Linked DNA regions of Mus musculus: all the other regions are linked to region 1. The links are chromatin loops, found by intact Hi-C in ENCODE. Cell type or tissue: heart. All regions are shown on one strand. Region 1 holds the start of Gm23698 (a small nucleolar RNA gene). Region 2 holds the start of Csrp2 (cysteine and glycine-rich protein 2). Region 3 has its middle 17 kb from the start of Gm29916. Region 4 overlaps Csrp2 (cysteine and glycine-rich protein 2). Region 5 overlaps Zdhhc17 (zinc finger, DHHC domain containing 17).

Region 1 (4,000 bases):
ATTTTCAGGAAATGTTAGGCTATGATCATTCAGATGTTCCCAGGTCAGAACACTGACTGAGCCTCTTTCCTTTCTGCTACCTCCTGATTGATGTTCTTGTGACAGGGCAGCCACACCTGCCATGCCTCTAGGGGCAGGCCAATTGATATCCTAATGCCTGGATTTGAAAAGAAATATCTAAGAAGTAGCAGAGAATGTTGCCATACCTCAGACCCCTCCAGGTTATGTGTCTGGCCTAGTGGCTCGTCATGTACCTCAGAAGAAGCTGAGGTTCAAACATGCTAAAGCATGTACCAAAGGCCACAGGGATCCTAACCCCGTGAGTCTAATTCCCAACTTAGCCTCCAGGGCCAGAGAGTCCTGGTTTTCCTTTAAAATCTAAGCTCAATCGTAGAGACCCCAGGCCCTCGGCTGTGCCCAACCAAGACAATGGAGCGGATCAGGGCTTGGGGGCTGCATGAGGACCTGCGGCACAGGGAAGACAAGAAATCAGTGAGTGACATTGCCTGCCACTCTCTGCAAATCCCCAGAAGGACCAAACTGAGTTTTCATAGTCAGAGTCTGACAGAAGAGGCCTCATTCTTCTCTTAAGGACCTCTCTTGCCTAGTCTCTCCACCCATTTCCTTGCTTGTGACTGCCAATTTCCTTTAAGAGGAATAATCTTGCAACTTTATAGTTCAATGCAAAGCCACACATCCACAGGACTAGATGAGGTAATGTTTACTTTGAATGGGTTTCAGCAAAGCGCCGTTAATGAGCCTTTCCTTGCTTTGATAAGGCAAAGGACCGAGAGAACCGGAGGTCTCACCGCTACTAAGACAAGAGAAGTCTGCAAGGGTGACAAGAACTACTAATGATGAAAGATGTCAGCAAGACTACAAGAAGGAAACACTATCTGAGTCCAGGGGAAACACCACCCCATGTCTAGCATGGTATACTGCTCCTTGGAGCTCCATAGAAGACTCACAACCATCTGTGATGGGATCCGATGCCGATGCCCTCTTCTGGTGTGTCTGAAGACAGCAACGGTGTACTCATATACATAAAATAGAGAAATAAATCTTTTTTTTTTTTTAAATGCGTGCACTCTGGGTTTTCTTTTCCTGCATTTATCCATTGTGATGTGACTTGCCATGCTATTAGCATAAGTCATACATGTCCTGCTCTGGGATTTTACAAAGACGAGGTGGAATCTGGGCTGCAGCCATGTTCTGGTTAGAGAAAATAGGAGCCGTTAAACGCTGTTGTTTAAGAAAAACAAAGCTCTTTTAGTTGCTTAGCAACTGGAGTTGGGGAGTGGGCCGAGTGTGTAAGCACTGGGGAAGAGAAAGGCAGGGAAGTATATACAAAATGAATTTAACGTCCAGATTTGTCCCAGGTGGGTGAGAAAAGCCCTGGCATTCATTGAATTAGTTTGTCACATGACAGGAAAATTTAATAAAATACTTTGACATTCGGCCGTTATTCACTCTAGGTATGTCATTATAATTCAAAGGCGACATAAAGTGTTTATTTAATGTATTGGTTGCAAGGGAAATGGTTTGGAAACATCTGGCTTTGGAGATCGGTCACGCTGTGTGGACGCTACTGCCACCTTGTGGACAGTACTGGGAACCCGTGGACTTTGCACTTTTAATATTTTCTCTACAACCAGGACCCCTGTGGTCCCCACACCCAGGCAGCAAGCACACTTATCCAGTACAGTAAAGGTAGTCTGAACTTTTGAGGAGGGAGAAAGGACTTGATAGAGGAAGGAGAGGCAGAGAACAGCTCACCAGAAATTATTTTAGAAAGAAATACAAATGCAATTCCAGGGTAGAAAGAAAACGATTCATATATTTACAGTCATTTCAGAAGTGACCCCTTGCCAGACCAAGTCACTGGTTTGCCTGCAAAGCCCGGCTGTGCTGCAAAGCTCTCCAGGAGGTGGTAGGGGTGTGATTCAGTTTCCAATATTGGAGGTGAGAAGATGGTGTAGATCTTGTACATGTGTCAGGACCTGAGTTCAAACCACCCCCACACTCACTGTGTAGCTGTACGTCCTGTAACTTCAGTGCTGTGCGGGACTTTGGCAGAAGGTTCTCTGGAGCTTGCTGCTGCTAGCCTAGCTCCTGGGTCAGTGAGAAACCCTTTCTTAAGGGAATGAGGTGGTAAGTTTCTATGCAGCCTCAGTTGTCTGAATACACCATATGTACACACTTGCATCCGCACATGTACACACACATATTCAATGTTGAATTGACTAAGTTCTTTACTTTTAATGTCTTATGAGTCTAAAAAAAAACCAACCAAACAAAAAAGATGTGGGGAGATTCATAGTCATTCTGAAAACTTCCATTTTCTAAGAAAATCACAGCAATTGTGCTATTTTGGATACTGCGTTTCTCATTATGCTTTGAAATTGTGTCAGCCAGCATAGCCATAAATTCGAGGTAGCAGGCAACCCCCAATCTAAGAAGCGTGAAAATGTGTTTTCTGTCCGCTCACCTGCATCCCTCCTCCAGGCTGGTCTGGCCATGAATTCAGTTCTTGTTCTAGACCGTGCCTGGCAGAAAGACCCTGCTCTGGGACAACTGGTTTCCTGGCTAAGGTTGAAAAACTAGACCTCACAACTTCTGCTCCAAAGGGACACACATCACTTCCTCCCATATTTCTGGGAAACGAGTAAGTTGTGGCCTCTCAGAACTCTGTGTCTGAGGACGTGCGATCTCCCCACAGGAAGCTGCAGCAGATACTTGGGCCAACCTGATAACCCAAATCGATGGTCTTATGGGAAGTCCAAATATAGGTGACCCCTGTGGCACACTCCACAAATGGGTAGCATGTTCTAAAATTATATGTTAAAGACTAATTTTTTTAATAAACCATTTCATTAGGCAGAAAAGTCCAGACACAAGGACTTGCTATCTCAGAATGACTGAGGCCAATGGTCAATCTGACGTCAGCTCCCGTTGCTGTAACAGAAACAGGACATTTCAGATGCAGTTGACCTCTTAGTAGCCTCGTCCTCCTTCAAGCTCTTCCTGTCTGGAATAACCCATTGTTGCCCTCCCCCCCTCTCTCTGTATTTGCTGCAAAAGCACTTTACATTTGAAATATTGTAAAATCTAATCTTTGTATCATTTCCATTTCCACTCACCATTATCTTCAGAGGTATACACGTTGTCGTGCATAGTCCTGGATATCTTTATTCATTAGTAGTGCGTTAGGTGAACAGATCCAATTTATCTAGGTCATCGAAACTTTCAATTTTGTTCTCATGGGTTCACAAATAAACATCTTTAGATATTAGCTTGCGTGTGCTCTCGACATCATTTATCAAAGATCGTCTCATTGGGTGAAAAAGCCAACTGCTTCTGCATCCCCAGTTGAAGCTTTATTGATAGGAGCTCCAAGGGGCAGACTTGGCAGGACCTGGCATCGTGAGTCTTGTTATCTAAAATTATTTTTGTGGCTGAAAAAAAAACCAGAGGCAGATTCCCAAGCCTTGGATCCCTGGGCTGTGTGTAAAGCAGTGGTTCTCTTAGGGGGATGATGCCAGTGTTGATGAAGATGACTGGGAGACAAAAGTCAGGGGACGTCCTGAGTCTGGAGGAAGAAGGCCTACGGGTATTCCACAGAGCTGGTCATGCCATCCAGGAATTCACAGTGACGTCAAGCGGGATTAACAGGGACCAGAGTAGAAGTGAATACATGCCTTGTTCAATGGCAAGGGTTTTATAGCTGTGAACAGACACCATGACCAGGGCAACCCTTATAAGGACAACATTTAATTGGCCCTGGCTTGCAGGTTCAGAGGTTCAGTCCATTACCATCAAGGTGGGAGCATGACAGAATCCAGGCAGGCATGGTGCAGGAGGAGCTGAGAGGTCTACATCTTCATCTGAAGGCCCCTAGAAGACTAGCTTCCAGGCAGCTAGGAGGAGGGTCTTAAAACCTACATCCATAGTAACACACCTACTCCAATGAGGCCACACCTCCAAATAGTGCCACTCCCTG
Region 2 (4,000 bases), 130 kb before region 1:
AGTCCTGAGGAAACCTCGGGAGGTCTGAGGATGGAGGGAAGGGCTGGGGGATGTTCAAGTGGAAGTCCCCTCTCTCTGGAGAGACTCCCACCAAGAACCATTTCACTCCAAGTTTCAGAAAGCGCAGGAAGTTATCTAAAACCACAAGCAACCCACCACATACATATCCCTAAGGTTGTACCTTGTACTTAGGCATTCCTTACACACACACCCTACCCAGACACACCCTTTCCCTCTCCCCCACCACCCCAGCAAGGATGCTATTAGACCTATTTCACAAGGCTGAGACCAGAGAGTGTTAACGTGTTAGGGGCACCAAACCAAGGGGTACTGACTTGGGAGTGACACTCTAGACTTGATTTCTGCCCTCCCATGTTACACCTCCTCTCCCTTAGAGGGTCCCCTATGTCCATCTCATTCATCCCTCTCATTTGTAACAGAAGGAAAATGGAAACCAAAGGCTTGAGCTCTCAAAGCTATGTATTGACAGAGTTATGCCTGGACCTAGTATCCTGTCCCCCTACTTGATACCAACATTTATGCTATCTTTTAATAAAGATACAATTTCCCTCAAGTCCAAGACTGTGCAACTTCACCAGGATGGCCCTCCAATCAGTACTGATTTTAGCATGCTCTTGAGCATATTCCATATCAGCCAAAAATTTTCAAACAAGATTGGGAGGAATCTGTTAACAATTTATGGTGTTAAAAAAAAAAAAAAAAAACACCACGTTGGCTGAAATCTGTTAATAAATATCTACTGCTCCCCACAACGGGGCCTTGTCTGTTCCCGCCTTCTTTATTCAGTTAACAAGCACCGAGGTGTGCTCCAACATATTCAAGATAACTAAGCAAACAGTGTTCCAGAGACTCATGGGATGTATACGTCTATGGCAACCTGGCTATAAAAAGTGGGGTCAAACAGCCTTGAGGAGTAATGAAGGAATTATCAGTAACAATTACAAGGCAATGGCAGAGAATAGGGTCCCAAATGTCACTTGTATGCAGTGTTGAGATTGTATGAGTCTCTCTTTTGAAATCTACCGTTTAAATCTTTCTTGAAGAATCTGGGTACAAGAATCACTTCCTTTTTGGATTCTTTGGTTTTATGTAAGTAGAGATTAAGCACGCATTGAAAAAGTCAATAATTTAACTATTTTCGCTGCCCAAGTTAAAAAATTACTACACCCAGCCCCCCCCCCGCCCCGAACTGAAAAGCATTTAATAAAGTAAAAATGTATGCGACTCAAACAAAACAGGTCAAACCAAATATTTACTCAAAAAGTAATCAGGTAAACAAATAAAGTTCAAAGTCCTGGCTTCCAAGGGGGCAGAAGTTTCAAGAGCTCTCCCCTCACCTCACCCCTTACCTCACGGATGCCTATAACTATTATCTAGCTCTGAACCCATACTGTGACTTTTAGGACCTGTTGCAGAATTTCAGAACCAAGCAATGCTGTATCCTTGTTTGTACTTTAAAGGTAGAAAGCACCAGGAAAAGCTAGGAATGTTCAACTAGAATTTCACTATGGTTCCTTCTGTGCCGGGTGGGCAGAGACCACCGAACAAAGGCGATGGCCAGGAGCTCCGTTTCGCCACAGGAGAACTGGAGCTCAGAGGGTATGGAGACGCCCACCACCCCAGAGTACCCACCCAATTCCCGAGAAGGTCGTCAGGGCTGGGCAGACACACCCTTGGGGCACTGGAGCCCCGAAGCCTCTAACCCCTCCTACCCGAAGGGGAGAATCAGCCCTGGGAGGGAGCCTGGGGCTACAAAAAGAGGCATTGGCGGCCACGAGAAACTCCCAGCTCGCCTCTCTCCCAGAGAACAGGATGGAAAATTAAAGGTCACAGGGGATGATTTACCTGCCCCAAGGACATGAGGTCCCAGGGCAGGGATGGTCTGGGGGCGACAGCAGGTGTGCTAGTGGACCCCGCATTGGGGCAGAAGTGAGAGGACGGGTGGAAGCATAGTCAGGAGCAGGGGTGGAGATGACAGGGACCGCGGGGCTGCAGGCTTCCTAGGACTCACCCGAGTGGGAGGAGGGAGCACGCGGCGGGCGGAGCTAACGAGGTCTGACCGAGGAAAGCCGCGGGCGGATCCGGAGACTGGCGGGAGCGCGTGTGCCCGCTTTTAAAGACTTATGTTGGGCGTGGCCTTGTTCGCCACGCCCATCATCGGTCATGCCCCTCGGGGTGTGCGATGGTCTCCGCCCGGCCCGCTGAGCTGGGCTCCCGCTGCGGGTTTCGAGCTCTGGCCCCGAGACAAAAGACCGGAATCCCGCCTCTTCCTGCGGCTTCCCGCGCGTCCGAGTCTCCCACCGTCTCCGGCTGCTCCTACCCGCCGGTCCCGGGACGTCCGGAGCACTCAGGATCGGCCCGGAGCCAGCGAGATCCGGTGTCGCCCCGTGGGATTCCCGCCACCCTTTACTGCACAAACGCCATATGTTAGCCTCCGGGGTGCAGGACTCCCCGGTGCAGGATAGTCTCTGGTCAGAATCCCGGCTTCTGGAATCCGCAGCTTTCCTGTCGCGAAAGAGCTGCATTCCTCATCTAGACTAAACAAATGACGTTATGAAAACACCTCATTCCCCAAGTGTTTTGCTTTCCCCCACCACTCTTTGCTGAGGGGGGAAGAAACCCACAACCCACGCAGAAACCCTGGCGCCAAAAGGCTTCGGGTTTCAGTTTGCAATTGTTTGCAGTTGTCCGAAAAGTCCAGGGATGTCTCGCCGGCGAAGACAGCAGAAAGGACCTAAAATCTGGGCTTGAGGTGACATATTATTGTTCTAGACAAAAAGCAAAATAATGTCATCTCTATCTGGTTTGTATTCTAGGACATTTGGTGATCCACTTCTCTGTCATCAGTAGTGGGTTGCCCTAAGAATTAGTATTTGAAGAGTGGTGACCTCCACGCCGCAATAGGCAGCGACCAAAACTACTCCCCTCTGTCACAAATCGATCACCCCTTTCATCCAGGCGCAACATCATGCTGTTAATAGCCTAGTTCTTTGGTGGGGGTTAGGATGACTTTAACTGATAGATGCCAGTACCCTCGCGTTGCGACAATAAAAAATTTCCCGCTTACGTTGCCAAAGGCCCTGTTAGGGGGGGTAGGAGGAGGCAGAGTTGAGGAAGGCCCCTCCGGTGACAAAGTACAGGCCTGGTTTATGCCTTTTTATGTCGTATGCTGGGCCCAATCCAAAATAAGCTCGTAATTGCAGCCAGATTCTCTGTCCACCAAGGACTGTTGAAAAACAGTGCAAGTAGTGATTGACATCTCCCCCAGATTGCGGCAGGAGTTTGAAAGCATGGGTGCCTGCTGTGAGCTTTTCTAAATACCAGCAATTCTTACATTCACGATTCCGATCTGTTTGCTTTACCTCCGCAGCTTGCTGCACTTCTTACGGGAGGGGCTTCTGGTTTGTTTTCACTGAAGGAAGCAGGGTAGTTCATGTTCCCTTTTTTTCAGCAAGCGATTGTCCTTTTTCTGCTACTCCTGAGGTCCACTAGAGTTTCTCTGAGGAAGGGGCCTAAGGACTGGACCTGTTGTTTTTCTGTCAAACTATCTGTCCCTACAGTCTAAGGTCAAAACTTATCATGTGTAGCAAAGCTATTTATGGAAGTTGTGGTGGGTTTGAACGAAGACGGCCCCATAGGCTCATAGGAAGCGGCACTATTTGAAGGTGTGGCCATTTTGAGTGGGCGTGGCCTCTTTAGAGGCAGTGTGTCATTGGGGGTGGGCTTTGAGGTTTCAGAAGCGTAAGGTCCAGTGTGTCTCTTTCTTCCTGCTGCCTGCCCACCAAGATGTAGAATTCTCAGCTGTCTCTCCAGCCTCACAGCCTGTGTGCTGCTATGTTCTCCGCCACGATGATAATGGACTAAACCTCTGAACTGTAAGCCAGCTCCAATGAACTATTTTTCTTTATAAGACTTGTGACAGGAGCTGGTGAGATAGCTCAGTGAGTAAGAGCACTGACTGCTCTTCTGAAGGTCCTGA
Region 3 (4,000 bases), 310 kb before region 1:
GAATTCATTCTTCCAGTTCGTGAGAAGAGAACCTGAAAGCCACTGGCTCCAACCGCTGTGGTTTTCTGAGTTATCTGAGACCCTAGTTCCCCAAGGTGAGCTCACAGAGCAGAAGAGAGGCCCTGCTCACAGACACCTCAAACTTTACATATTGTTAGAATCTGATAAGTCAAAAATTACTTAAACTGCAACTCAAGATGGACATTGGTCAACATGGATGTAAATAATTCCAGCGTTAGGGTTAATTTAATGGCTGTGGCTGGCCTCCTTCAGATTCAAACTCATCATGGCTGCTTGGGAATGCTTAAGACAACCCACAGTTCCTTTAGGAGACTGTAGTACAAGCCATAGCTGCTAAGGCAACTCATACAAAAGAGAGCATGCTGTTGCTTTAAACAAATTCCTAGTTTTGACATAAGAAATGCAGTTCTTGGCCAGGCGGCTCAAATTCTACATAGGGAAGAAGAGTTCAGCAAGCTAACAGACAAAACGAGTGAGGGCATAGTAGCTACTGGGCAAAGATTACTATTCAAGGACAGATTACAGACTGGGCAAAGCCGGAACACGCGAGCATCAGGATTGCAACTTCTTACCTGTTTAGCCCAACCCGGAACCTTGTGCGCTTCCTGTGTGAGCATTTGGAAACCAAGTGTCAGGTGTTTGCAAGTGGGATTCCAGAAAACTGATTGTGCTTCATAGCTTGGCCAACACTGTTTTTTCCATTAATAAAGTTTGGGAGAGCAAAAGAGAAGGAGAGGAAAAGGGGGAGGAGAAGGAGGAGGAGGAAGGAGAGCAGGTGGGAGGCAAAGGAGGAGGAGAGGGAGGAGGGGAGGAGTGAGAAGAATAGGAGGAGAAAGAGGAGAAAAAAGGGGGGAAGGGGAAGAGGAAGGAGAGAAAGAGAAAGGAGGGGGAGAGAAAAAGGAAGGAGGGGAGAAGGGAAAGAGGGAGAAGGTTGTTCTATGTAATTTGTGTAGTTCTGCATTACCCCTCTCCTTCAGGGGTTCTCTTTCTATAAGCAACTTGCCTATTTTTTTTTTTAATGTATCCCTTAGCGAGACCCAGCAGTGTTAGATTAAATGTTGCTTGCTGTTCTCTGTGTTGGTAACTTCCATTTCCAATAAATTCTCTCCCCCTCCTGCCTCTGTATTTCTGGTACTGGCTTTATTCTGTGGTAGAAATCGTGTTGGGGGCAGAGTGCAAACCCTTCCTTTGGTACATGAAAGGGCCGGCCATTTTCTACTCACTCTGAAGGGGAGCTGCATTCAAGCACGCATGCCCGGGCCTAAAATGTCAGTGCTTTGCCATGCAGATTTGTGCACACACGAAAAGGAATTCAGTTCACCTCAGGGTTGTAATTTAAATAATCGAACCACTTTTTTTTGCAGTTCATTGACTATAGTCCCCCCAAAGCCCTGTGAAGATGTTACACCCTATTTTAAGACATAATATAAGATATCTTAAAATAAAATCACACTTACAAACCACTTTGTAAGAATTGCACAATCAAAGCTTAAGGTATGCTGAAGTCACAGCTTTCTGAAAATCACTAATAATTCCCTTTTATCCTATGCAAAATGATAGTGATACCAGGATTTGTGAAACATGTATTCATGACACATGTACTTCTATATTGTGATGCTTATCTTGAGGTGTCTGGAAATATACAAAAATTGGACTATAAATTGGAGTGCTCTACCTTAGATCAATATTATGGCCATCTATCTATCCAGATATAAATAATACACGTCAAGTGTTTATTTGGGGGGGCCATAGGCCAGACATTTAAAAACTGCAGTTACATGACCAGTATATATAGAAGAATCTTGCTGGAATAAATACAATTACAGGGAAAGTCAGATAGTTCCCCATCCTGGCCAGCAGGTGGCACTAGAGCAGCTTCGATGTCAAACCAAACAAAGGGAGGAAATAAATGCCAATCAAATCCCAACTGCCTTTTGTTGAAAACCAGGCAACTCAACTGCTTGTTTATATTTGAATATGTCTTATTTGCCTTCCTAAGTCGATTGTTGCTTGAACTGATGGACACTTTAGGCTCAGCTAAACACTGATCGGAACCTTCCTGTGCTTTGGATTCCTTCCTAAGAACGAATATAAAAATAATTTGTACTTTATCGATGCCTACAGGCATGGAAATGCATCAGTACTGAACACAGTCAACAAATGTCAGTCATTTTAACTCTACACAATGACCACCAGGTGCACATAGCAGGAAATGAAGGGATGTGGATGCAGAAATGAATGGGATGCTTACGGACCTGGTTGGTGTTTATAATTCAGAGGTTACTATGTATCAAAACACCCACAAAACAGACAGATACAAAAACAACCCTTTACAGTGGCAATATGACTTTTTTTGTTTTTTTCTTAAATAGGTTCTCATGTTGCCCAGAACAGCCTCAAGCTCGCTTATTATGCTAAGGCTGCCGTCTTGATCATCCTGCCCGGCCTCCCAAGTGTGGGGACTGTAGCCATGCAGGCAGGCAGCTCTGGCAGTGCAGTGATTCTTAATAAGTATATAACCTCAAAAGATGGTTGAAATGGCAACCTGTTTCATTATCTTCTTTTTGCTAAGAAATGTCAGCCTCAGTGGTTTCAACCCTATTCATACACAGATACAAAAGACTTTCACAGCCCTTCTCTGGCTCTCTTGCTCTCTTCCCCTCTTACCCCTCTGTTTCTTCTCTCTCCACCCCTCCACCCCCACACATGCTCATGGCTGGCCTCTACTCCTCTGCTCTGTGTGTGTGTGTGTGTGTGTGTGTGTGTGTGCCTCTCTTTCTCTGCCTTTCTCTGTCTCTACTACCCCCTCAACTCCCCTCCCCATGCCCTAAATAAACTCTTTTCACTACTATAGTCCTGTGACTGGTCCCTCAGGGGGAAGGGATGCCTCAGCATGGGCCTCGCAGAAGCACACCCCCACACCATACTGTGCCTCCACCAAACATATCCCTGGTGTCTCTTTCTTTTTTATAAAACACAACGACAGTATCAAAACTACAGTTGCAAAATAGCACCAAATAATTTGTAGCAAACAATACATTTATGGCTGGGGGTCACCACAACATGAGGAACTGTATTAAAGGGTCCCAGCATTAGTGGTTGAGAACCGCTAATATTTAAGATGTTAGGGTGTGAGAAGTCAAGGGTTCACGAGTAGCTACATTGTCCCCTGCCAGAACTTTCAAACAAGCGCTCAAAACTATCCATATTGGACAAACTCCCCAAAACTCAATGGCCTGGGGGTGTAACTCAGTTGCTGGAGTGGTTGTATGCCTTGGATTCTATCTCTAGCACTTCATAAACCAGGCATGGTGGTGCATACCTGTAGTCCCAGCACTTGGGAGTTGGAGGCAGGGGTATCAGGAATTGAAGGAAACCCCTGGCTGCGTAGGGACCTAGAGGACAGCTTGGGATAGAAAGCCAATCTCAAAACAAAACAAAACAAAACAGACAAAAACTCCAACAACAGCAGACATATTCCAGCTGTTGTGAGGCATCAAGGAGACAGCGAATTCAAACGTGCCCGTTAACAGGTGGCAGCCATCTTGCCCTGATCGTTTTGTATGTTAGAGATTGAGAGCTAATACTCCATGGGTTGGATTTGGCTCAAAGATATATTTCTTTCAGTTTTGTTTAGAGGGGTTTCTATGACTACACCAGTTTGGGTGAATCACTAGAAGGAGCTGCAGGACTCTTCAGAGTATTCAGGACTCACTCTGTATGGTAGTACTCAGATGTCTATGTGGTAGTACTCAGGACTCAGTGTGGTGGTACTCAGGACTCAGTGTAGTAGTACTCATGGTTACATTTATGATTTTTATGGCTGAAAAAAAAATACACAGCAAAATCAGCAAAAGAAGAAGCATGCTGAATAAGTACAGAGAAAATCAGGTGCAGGTTCCCAAAGGTCCCCTCCCATGAGTCCCATGAGCCGGAGGTGCTCAATCGCCCCACTAACAAGTTGTGACAGTGCTAGTAA
Region 4 (4,000 bases), 150 kb before region 1:
ACATGGAGACTCAGTTGCAATTTTTATCAGATACATTTTTATCAACAGTTAGAGTACGATGGTTTTCTCAGTTTGAGTAAGAATGTTGTTACCATGTTCTTTCTTTGTGGTACAGTATCCTTTCAGTGCAAGAGATGCTTCTCCGTAAAGCAGGCAACCCCTGTAGATGTGGAACTCCACGGAAGATATTGGCAAGGAGATGCGTTCCAGACTGACGGCTTGTTTGGGTCTCCGCGAGTCTGGAACAGGATTGTCAGATGGTCTGGAGGCTACTGTGCGCCATGTTTCCTTACTCCGCAGGCCTTGTGTGCAGGGCCGGATAAATCCAGTTCTCAGGCTGTGTTTGAAGGTTCCTTGGAGGGAGTTCTCACTGTCAGTTGGATTCCTTTACGAGCTAGGGACGAAGTTCTTGGGAGTTTTTTCATTCATATTTTTGTTGGTTTTGTAGGAGTTTATTTTAAATACTAGGCATAAAGAAGCATCCTACTTAAGCTATGAATGTTTTTGTTTTATATTTTCTTTATTTATAACTGTGCCAAGTATTATTCAGCTACTTACTGTGTTACTCTGTGGAAAGAAAAACTTGTAAAGTGTTTAATAAATCAGTCCTCCTTACATAATTTAAACCTGTCAAAATTTTGTAAAATATTAATCAAAATAAATATTGACTCTTAAATGTGGTGTCTGCTCAGTTCACTTAGAAAGACTGTAAAATAAAGATTCTGCAGTTCTGTTTTGATCGGATTGAAGTCAGGGGCAGGATTTATAGGGGTTTGTAAAAGTAAAACTGTTGGTGTTCTAAAGTTTCTGGCTCCTTGAATGTGGAGAAATCTTTTGCAATAAAAAGACAACCTTTTTCCATAGTATATTTTTGGATTCCATGGAGCTAATAAGGACCTCAGGAAGAATAGAAATCTGAATTTTGAATGTAAGTATGTCTAAAGCATTATTTTTACAAAATGATTTCTACTAAACTTTGATCCTGGTTATTTCAAATGCCAGGCATAGCAAACAAAAGCATTTTCTTTTGCAAATTTGAAAGGCAAAATTATGGCGAGGCTCTTCCCTGTTATCAGTCTCGTTTCCTGAGGTCTCAGAGGCTGGGACGATCATTGGGTGGTTTCAGGTTAGACTAACATTCAGTTCGTAATTAACTTCATGGTATGAGATAGAAGGGCTCCAGAACTGTCGATGCTCAGTCCAGAACTGCTCAAGACAATGAACTCCATGTTCATGTGATGCACTCCCGCTCGTCATTAGTCACGTGTCCCTGACCTTGCCAGATTGGTACGGCTTTCCTAGCATATGTCTCGCTCTACTTTGTAGAACTATCTGAAAAAGCAGTACATCTGGGGACAGGGCTTATTAGGAAACCCGCCCTCATCCCACAAAGTGTTTACTGTTAAATACCTTTGACTTTTGAAGTAGGAAATCTGTAGTTGCAAGTAGAATATGCAGTGTTGGTCTAAGTCACACACTCAAGGAGGCCAGCTCTGACCCCCAGGAAGCCCTTGCCTCTGACCTGGATGTGCGCTTTGTCCCCATCTGCTGGAGATGCAGAGCTGCTCTGTTGAGGGCTGGCCATGGATTCACCGGCCCCTGCTTCCCAGGTAGCAGTGATGAGAAATATGCACCCAGACTCCTGCCTTGATGAAGTTTTAAGAGAAGGCACTATTTTAGAGCTTAGTGATTAGCGTTTATAGTATCAAAATGCTTGGATCTATAGATTTACAAGTTTACCAAATTTGGAAATGTCTGTCATTCTTCTGATATTTTTCTGCCCCCCCCCCCCAACCCCTCCCAAGAACTCTCAGGCAGTTCTGGCTCCTCACATGGTAGCAAGGTTTCTAGGACTTCCACTGTTGACTGAATGCTCTTTCTTTTTTGAACGATTCCTAGCATTTCCTGAGTTTTTCCCTGCAGGGTAAGTGTTTACATAACCTCCATCCCTTGTTTCCCCCCCTACATCTTGGCCAGTTCTAGTGGCTTTTGATAGTTCCCACCCTCATTATAGAAATGTACAGTTGATGAGTTTCCCCCTTCTTTTCAGACCTAGTAATTTTTGTTTTTTATTCATGCTAGATACTTTTGTAAACATTTCGAACTTAGTTCCATAATTCAGTTAGGTTAGTTGGAAAAAGTTTATCTGTTTGGTTTTGATTTTAAAATTTGTTAGGCAGGGCTAGAACGTTGCTCAGTTTAGTAATAACGGTCTGTGTGAAGTGCAGCAGCCAAGACTCCAGCAGTGCTTTATTTAGGGTCCTGCCTCTGGGGAGTGGGGACCTTGCTACCCCCACGTGAGTAGCAGAGGTTGACATCAGGTGTTTCACTGGATCACCTTACTTTGGAGACAGGGTCTCTGAACCGGAGCTCAGCAGGGCACTGGGGACCCAAAAGTCACCAAGCCACCTCTCCAGCCAGAGTCTCATACCCAGGTGTTACTAATGTAGATCATTTCCATCTACCCTCTAGGGAGCTGTCCTGACAAAGAGTCACCACCAGCAGGCTCAAATGGGGCAGAAGGGAAAGAGATGCTGAGTGCTAACTGCTGGCTCCAAGGAGCTTGGCAATCATGAGTCAGTCGAAGCATCTTGACAGCTAAAGAGATCTGTGCATTTGTGTGTGCGTGTGGAAGCCTGGAAAACTGCCAGTGAGCGCACCTTCAACAAAGAGTGTTTTGTTATATATATATATATATATATATATATATATATATATATATATGTATATATATATATATATATGAATGAAAATCTCAAAAGTAAAAATGTCGTTTTCAGCTCTCAGAGTGCAAATGTTAGCCTACTGCATAAAGGAATTGATTGTCTTTTTAAGAACGTCTTTTTTTTTTTTTTAATCAGGAGACTGGTTTTCACTGGAGGAAGGAACCAGATAACTTCTCATCATCTAAAAATCACAACAGCTCCTCTGAAAGGTTAATTAAGAGGTGGTACCCAAATCAAGCCAAAATTTTATTTCAAATGTAAAAGAATGCTCTTAGACGCTAGTGAGTGGGCGGGAGAGTGCAGCGCTGTCGGTCCAGCCCCCACAGGCAGCTCGGTGATGCCCAGTGCCAAGTGCTGGCTGTTTCACAGTAGTGAGCGCCATAAACGCCATCTGCAGTTTGGTAATGGAGATTCTCTGTCGTGCTTACTGGGTTCACACCATTACTGAGCATGAACAAGGGCCCCTGCCCCTTGACCATAGCCAAATCCCTTGGGCCCAAAGTTCTTTGCGTAGCACCCTACAAAGGAAAGGGAGAGTTAATCAGAGGTCACTAACAAATGGCCATGAATTTAAAAGCCAACTGGAGGCTCTGCCAGAGGTCAGTTTAAGATATAAAATGGGCTCTGCTATGAGCATCCTTGTTTGAAGCGAGTCCAGGAATTCCCACGGCATCCAAGTTAGGATTGTGATGAGCTGCAGGCGTGAAATCCAGCTGCCTTCTGTGTGTCACCCTCACGTAGTCATATGCTTGGCTTAAAGCAGGAAGTCAGAGGTTGGGGAGGCCGTGCTGAGCGTGGCGCTCAGCCTTGTGAATGTGCTACATAGGCAAGCGTTTTACCATTCGGCCAGATCCCCAGCCGTGTGGGACTTAACACACACAGTAGGAATGGAAGAATGTAATCACTGTCCTAAGATGTCGGTCTCATTTTCAAAAGGTAACAGTGCACGATGTCTCCCTTTCTGGTGACACTAACAGACAGCAGAACCGAGTTTTTACCTTTACAGTAGATTTCGCCTTCTTTCTCAGTCAGAGTTGTAGACTCCAGACTCTTCCCACACTTGGCACACCGGAAACAGTTTTTGTGCCAGGGCTGGAAGAGACAGCTGAGTTAGGACATTGAGAGGCTTGTTTCCTTTGGTATGATCTAGATGCAGCAAGTGGCTGGGAAAACCAGCGCACAAGCAGCCTCCTCAGGCTACGGTTTGGCTCAGCTAGAAAGCTGGCCCTCTTTGCTGTCCATATCCTTCCTAGCCACCAGTAAAGGGCTGTTTG
Region 5 (4,000 bases), 180 kb before region 1:
TATATAGACCAGGCTGGCTTTGAACTCATGGAGGTCCACTGAGTGCTGGAATTAAAGTTGTGTGCCACCATAGCTGCTCACACATGCCTTAGCCAGTTTTCGTTCTTCTTTTGAAAACTGTTTAGATCTCAAGTCAGTTTCATAGGGAATCTTTTTTTTTTTAAACTTTTTGAGTTCTTAGTATATTCAGGATTTTTATCATATGTCTCACACACACACACACACACACACAAACACTCTCACACACACACACACACACACACACACACACACACACACACACACGGCAAAGATTCTATCTCATTTTGTGGGCTTCCTGTTTGTTTATTTCTTTAGCTGTCCTGAAGAAGCTTTTTTTTTTTTTTCCTGTGATTTTTTGACCCCCCCTTTGGAGTTGTTAGAATTCTCTTAAATAATACAGTCGGCTTCCTGTGACAATCACAGTCGTTCCTCTGGATTCACCCTCAGATACAGATATGAGAAAAAAGTTACATGTGAATCAGTCAAGTCAACACATTTTGCATGGTTAAATTAAAGAAATAAAAATACTTGCGCTCCTCATATGTAGGGACGGAATAAAAAAACATTCTTCTCATCGCTTATTGGGGGAGCTAAGTCTGCTCACCTAGGCTACAAAAGAGGTTGAGGATCTTCACCATAGGGTGATGACCAGGGACACACAAAAAACGAACTCTGCACATTGAAAGAACAGTTTGGATTTGAACTGCAGTTACAGTTTGCAGTCATGTTCTAAGATCCAACACTGCAGGGCATAAAGAACCTTGAGTAGCACTTCCAGGAGCCAACTTGCTCCCTTATTGCTGCAACACCCACTTGTGATGCTAATTGTACTTTGTGGCCCATGGACCATGGCTTTTGTTACAAGCTAATCTTGAACAGTTGCTTTGGTGGCAACAGTCACCACCAATTCCTTAATCATTTAAAACGTGTTCTGGATTGACTCTAGTGGGTGAAACTAGTCTTGTAGCTATTGGCTTTTGTCTTTTAAATACTTGTTAATGTCCCTCTTCAAAACTTAGGGAATATTAGTGCCTGCAAGAACATTCTTTGATGATACCCTATAAAATGAATTCTAAATTCTTGCTAGTCCGTGTAAAAGACACACAGTCCAGGTCTTTTATTTACAAGCTGTGAGCTTAGACTGGGCAGGTTTCAGAGCTGTTCTAACTCACATCCCAGCCAATGTACCTCATGGCTATGTGCTCACAATCCATCCCCTCCTTGGACTTCTTTCTTCTCCTCTCCTTTCTATACCTGTGACCTCCAGCCAGGTATCTGAAAGCCGGCCTACCTTATACTGCCCAACCACAGGCTTTATAGCCTTTTATAGCCCAAAGAGCTTTGGGAGCAGGGTAACATAACATAATATGTTGTATGGGAGGATTTTGTCAGGGGCCAACCAGATTTGGGGGCTTAGTACTTAGCATTTGAAAATATAGCAGTACCAGACCAGTCTCCTAAACAACATTTTTTTTTGTAGTATTGAACAGAGGTTTGAATATAAAAATAAATATAAGAGCGAGTTAGGAGGAGAAGAGATGGTTCAGTAGTTTATAGAGGCCCCGGCACCTGCACCTATGCCAGGCTGCTCCCCACTGCCTGCGTCTTGGGTTTCAAGGGGACTGGCATCTTCTTCTAGCCTCTTGGGCACTTTACTCATGTGTATAAACCCACACACATACACATAATTAAAAATGTGAATACAAGCTGTACAAAATAAGAGTTTAAATGTTGTCAATTTGAGCTTAGGTCTTACATCTGGGGTACAAATACCATATTATGAAAACATAGTACTCTCTTTCAGGACTTTACAGTGAAGGAAAAGTCATGGAAGTCACTTTTTTTGGAAATCATTTAATAATTACTCAACACTGACTTGAATTGTATAAATTCACCAAGTAAAAATGAGTCCCAAGATGTAAACTGTCTATAGAAAAGAATAAGATTGTTTAAAAAGAGATCCCAGTGGAGTTTTTTTTTTTTTTTGCTTTAGATTCTAGTCTTTTCAAAACATTTTCAATCAGACACTTCAGACCTATGTAAACATTTGTGTGTGTTTTTTAAAAAGAAGATTTTATTTATTATGTATAAGTGGTCTACCTGCATATATGCCTACAGGCCAGAAGAGGGCACCAGATCTCATTCTAGGGGGCTATGAGCCACAGTGTAGTTCCTGGGAACCTCTGAGCCATGGCTCCAGCCTCCACCGTTTGTGTTCTTAATAGAACCCAGGCATGGTGGTGACACAGCTTTAATCCCAGCTACTCCTCTTCCAGGTCAGCTTGTGCTACAAAGTGATACCTTGTGTCCAAAGAAAAAAGAAACCCACATCCTGGAACTATTTTGCTGGGTTTCTTTAACTATGTTGCATGATGGAGAACTTGGTCGCTTTATTATATGCAATTTTACAAGACCAGTTTAATGCATATTTATATGAAGCAATGTTTTCTGAATTAAACATGTAAGAATGGTTATATTAAGAATTTAGAACTGTGTTCCTTAAGTGTGAATGCATTTGTTATTTAAAAATCACTTAGAATGGTGTTATTATATGTCAATTCTATGTCGCTATTTATGTGGGAAGTGTTTATCTCATGCCTTAAAGGCATTTATATTTGATTCATTGCGTTGATTAGTCCATAATTAAGCATCACAAAGAACAGCTAGGTCTTTTCATTTCAGAGTATATAAAAATGCTGTGACAGTAGTGTATTAAGTAGCAAAGCTGCCTTTCTCTTTTTAAAACCATGTTTTTTATAGCAAATAGGGCATAGTGAAGGGTTTCCTTTCTCATTTATAGGCGGTAGCATCTTCTGTGCCTGCTGCTTGATTTAATCCTTACTCACCCTCCGAGGAGAGGAGAGGAGAGCTTCACTGAAGTAGACAGTGCCTTGGCTATTCTTGGCTCTTCTGGACTCAGCTACTGATTCCAAAAGTTTGTTCAGATCTTTGTGGTTGCCTGAATATCTTTTTATATGATTTGGTTTTCTTACTCTTTTTATTTTAATTTTTATTCTTTACATACATTGCATCCCGACCACAGCTTCCCCAACCTCCTCTCTTCTTAGTCTTACCCCTACTTTCCCTCTTCACCTAGGTCTACTCCTCTGTTTCCCCGTTTTTTGTTGTTGTTGTTTGTTTTTTTAAAAAGGCCTCCCAGGTATATGAACTGCAAAACAAATTACAATGAGATTAGACACAAACCTTCACGTCAAGGCTGGATGAGGCAGCCTGTTAGGAGGAGGAGGGTTCCAAGTGTGGGCTAAAGAGTCACAGGTACCCCTCCCCACTCTCACTGTTAGGGCTCTCATGAGAACAACTCTGCAACCATAAGGTATATGCAGAGGCCCTAGGTCAGACCCATTCTAGGTTTGTGATGGTCATTTCAGTCTCTGTGAGCTCCTATGAGCCCTGCTTAGTTGATACTGTGGGCTGTGGTCTCATGGTATCCTCCATCCCTCTGGTTCCTAAAGTCCTTCCTTCTCCTCTGTGGGGCTCCCCTGCCTTGCCCAGTATTTGGCTGTGAGTCTCTGCATCTGCTCCTATCACTTGCTGGATCACTTGCCTCTCTAATGATCAGTGAGATATGCACTGATCTATGAGTATAGAACAATGATGTCAGTAGAAATTATTTCATTGTCTTTTTTTTTTTTTGCCAGTCATATTTGGTTCTATCCCAGGTCTCTGGGCTTACCAGCCTTTGGTTCTTGGCCATCCACATAGTGTTAAACGTGGGCTCCCTCTTGTGGTGTGGGCCTCAAGCTGTACCAGTTACTGGTTGGCCACTCTCACAAGTTCTGCGCCGTCATTATCCCAGCATATCCTGCAGGCAGGACAGATTGTAGGTGGAAGGTTTTGAAAAGACTGTTTATCTTCAAAGGCACAAAGTAGGTTGATAGTGGAAGATGTTTTATTTTTCACATAATTTCTTAAAGTTGAAGATGAACACTCTATAAATTACTACAAATTTTATTTTACA

What was found. Hi-C counts contacts between places; a loop is a spot of excess contacts. Peaks named below come from ENCODE experiments on the same cell type or tissue, not always from the same donor. Only the 100,000 strongest peaks of a DNase experiment are listed, where the experiment ranks them.
Region 2: it touches region 1 in a loop (5-fold over the local background); 5 of 42 quality-filtered maps call a loop at or near these places.
Region 3: a loop joins it to region 1, with 7 times the contacts of the local background. A loop is called at or near these places in 34 of 42 quality-filtered maps.
Region 4: a loop joins it to region 1, with 2.6 times the contacts of the local background. A loop is called at or near these places in 8 of 42 quality-filtered maps.
Region 5: it touches region 1 in a loop (7-fold over the local background); 40 of 42 quality-filtered maps call a loop at or near these places.

Annotation. Positions count from the first base shown.
Region 1 is chr10:110,792,311-110,796,310 of GRCm38, reverse strand. It overlaps Gm36808 (a long non-coding RNA gene), which reads left to right. Exons shown (of 3, transcript XR_380779.3): 3 at 780-1,082. Gm23698 (a small nucleolar RNA gene) reads right to left here and starts at 138; the gene lies at 11-138. In heart, a CTCF peak has its summit at 1,593 (motif pointing left); a DNase peak (open chromatin) is centred at 2,690; H3K27ac peaks cover 1,037 bases.
Region 2 is chr10:110,918,287-110,922,286 of GRCm38, reverse strand. Csrp2 (cysteine and glycine-rich protein 2) reads right to left here and starts at 2,111. Exons shown (of 6, transcript NM_007792.4): 1 at 2,033-2,111. In heart, no CTCF peak of the experiment used is centred here; DNase peaks (open chromatin) are centred at 2,126 and 3,026; H3K4me3 peaks cover 3,911 bases; H3K27ac peaks cover 3,913 bases.
Region 3 is chr10:111,098,138-111,102,137 of GRCm38, reverse strand. No RefSeq gene overlaps it. Among named protein-coding and RNA genes, the nearest start is that of Gm29916, 17 kb to the right of the region's middle. In heart, CTCF peaks have their summits at 1,658 and 1,874 (motif pointing right); a DNase peak (open chromatin) is centred at 1,877; H3K27ac peaks cover 1,076 bases.
Region 4 is chr10:110,938,455-110,942,454 of GRCm38, reverse strand. It overlaps Csrp2 (cysteine and glycine-rich protein 2), which reads right to left. Exons shown (of 6, transcript NM_007792.4): 5 at 3,725-3,818; 6 at 2,941-3,244. The coding sequence ends at 3,168. Zdhhc17 (zinc finger, DHHC domain containing 17) reads left to right here. Exons shown (of 17, transcript NM_172554.2): 17 at 1-676. Among named protein-coding and RNA genes, the nearest start is that of Csrp2, 20 kb to the right of the region's middle. In heart, a CTCF peak has its summit at 1,557; no DNase peak of the experiment used is centred here.
Region 5 is chr10:110,974,423-110,978,422 of GRCm38, reverse strand. The region is part of intron 3 of Zdhhc17 (zinc finger, DHHC domain containing 17); the gene reads left to right. Among named protein-coding and RNA genes, the nearest start is that of Zdhhc17, 34 kb to the left of the region's middle. In heart, CTCF peaks have their summits at 2,144 (motif pointing right) and 3,768 (motif pointing left); no DNase peak of the experiment used is centred here.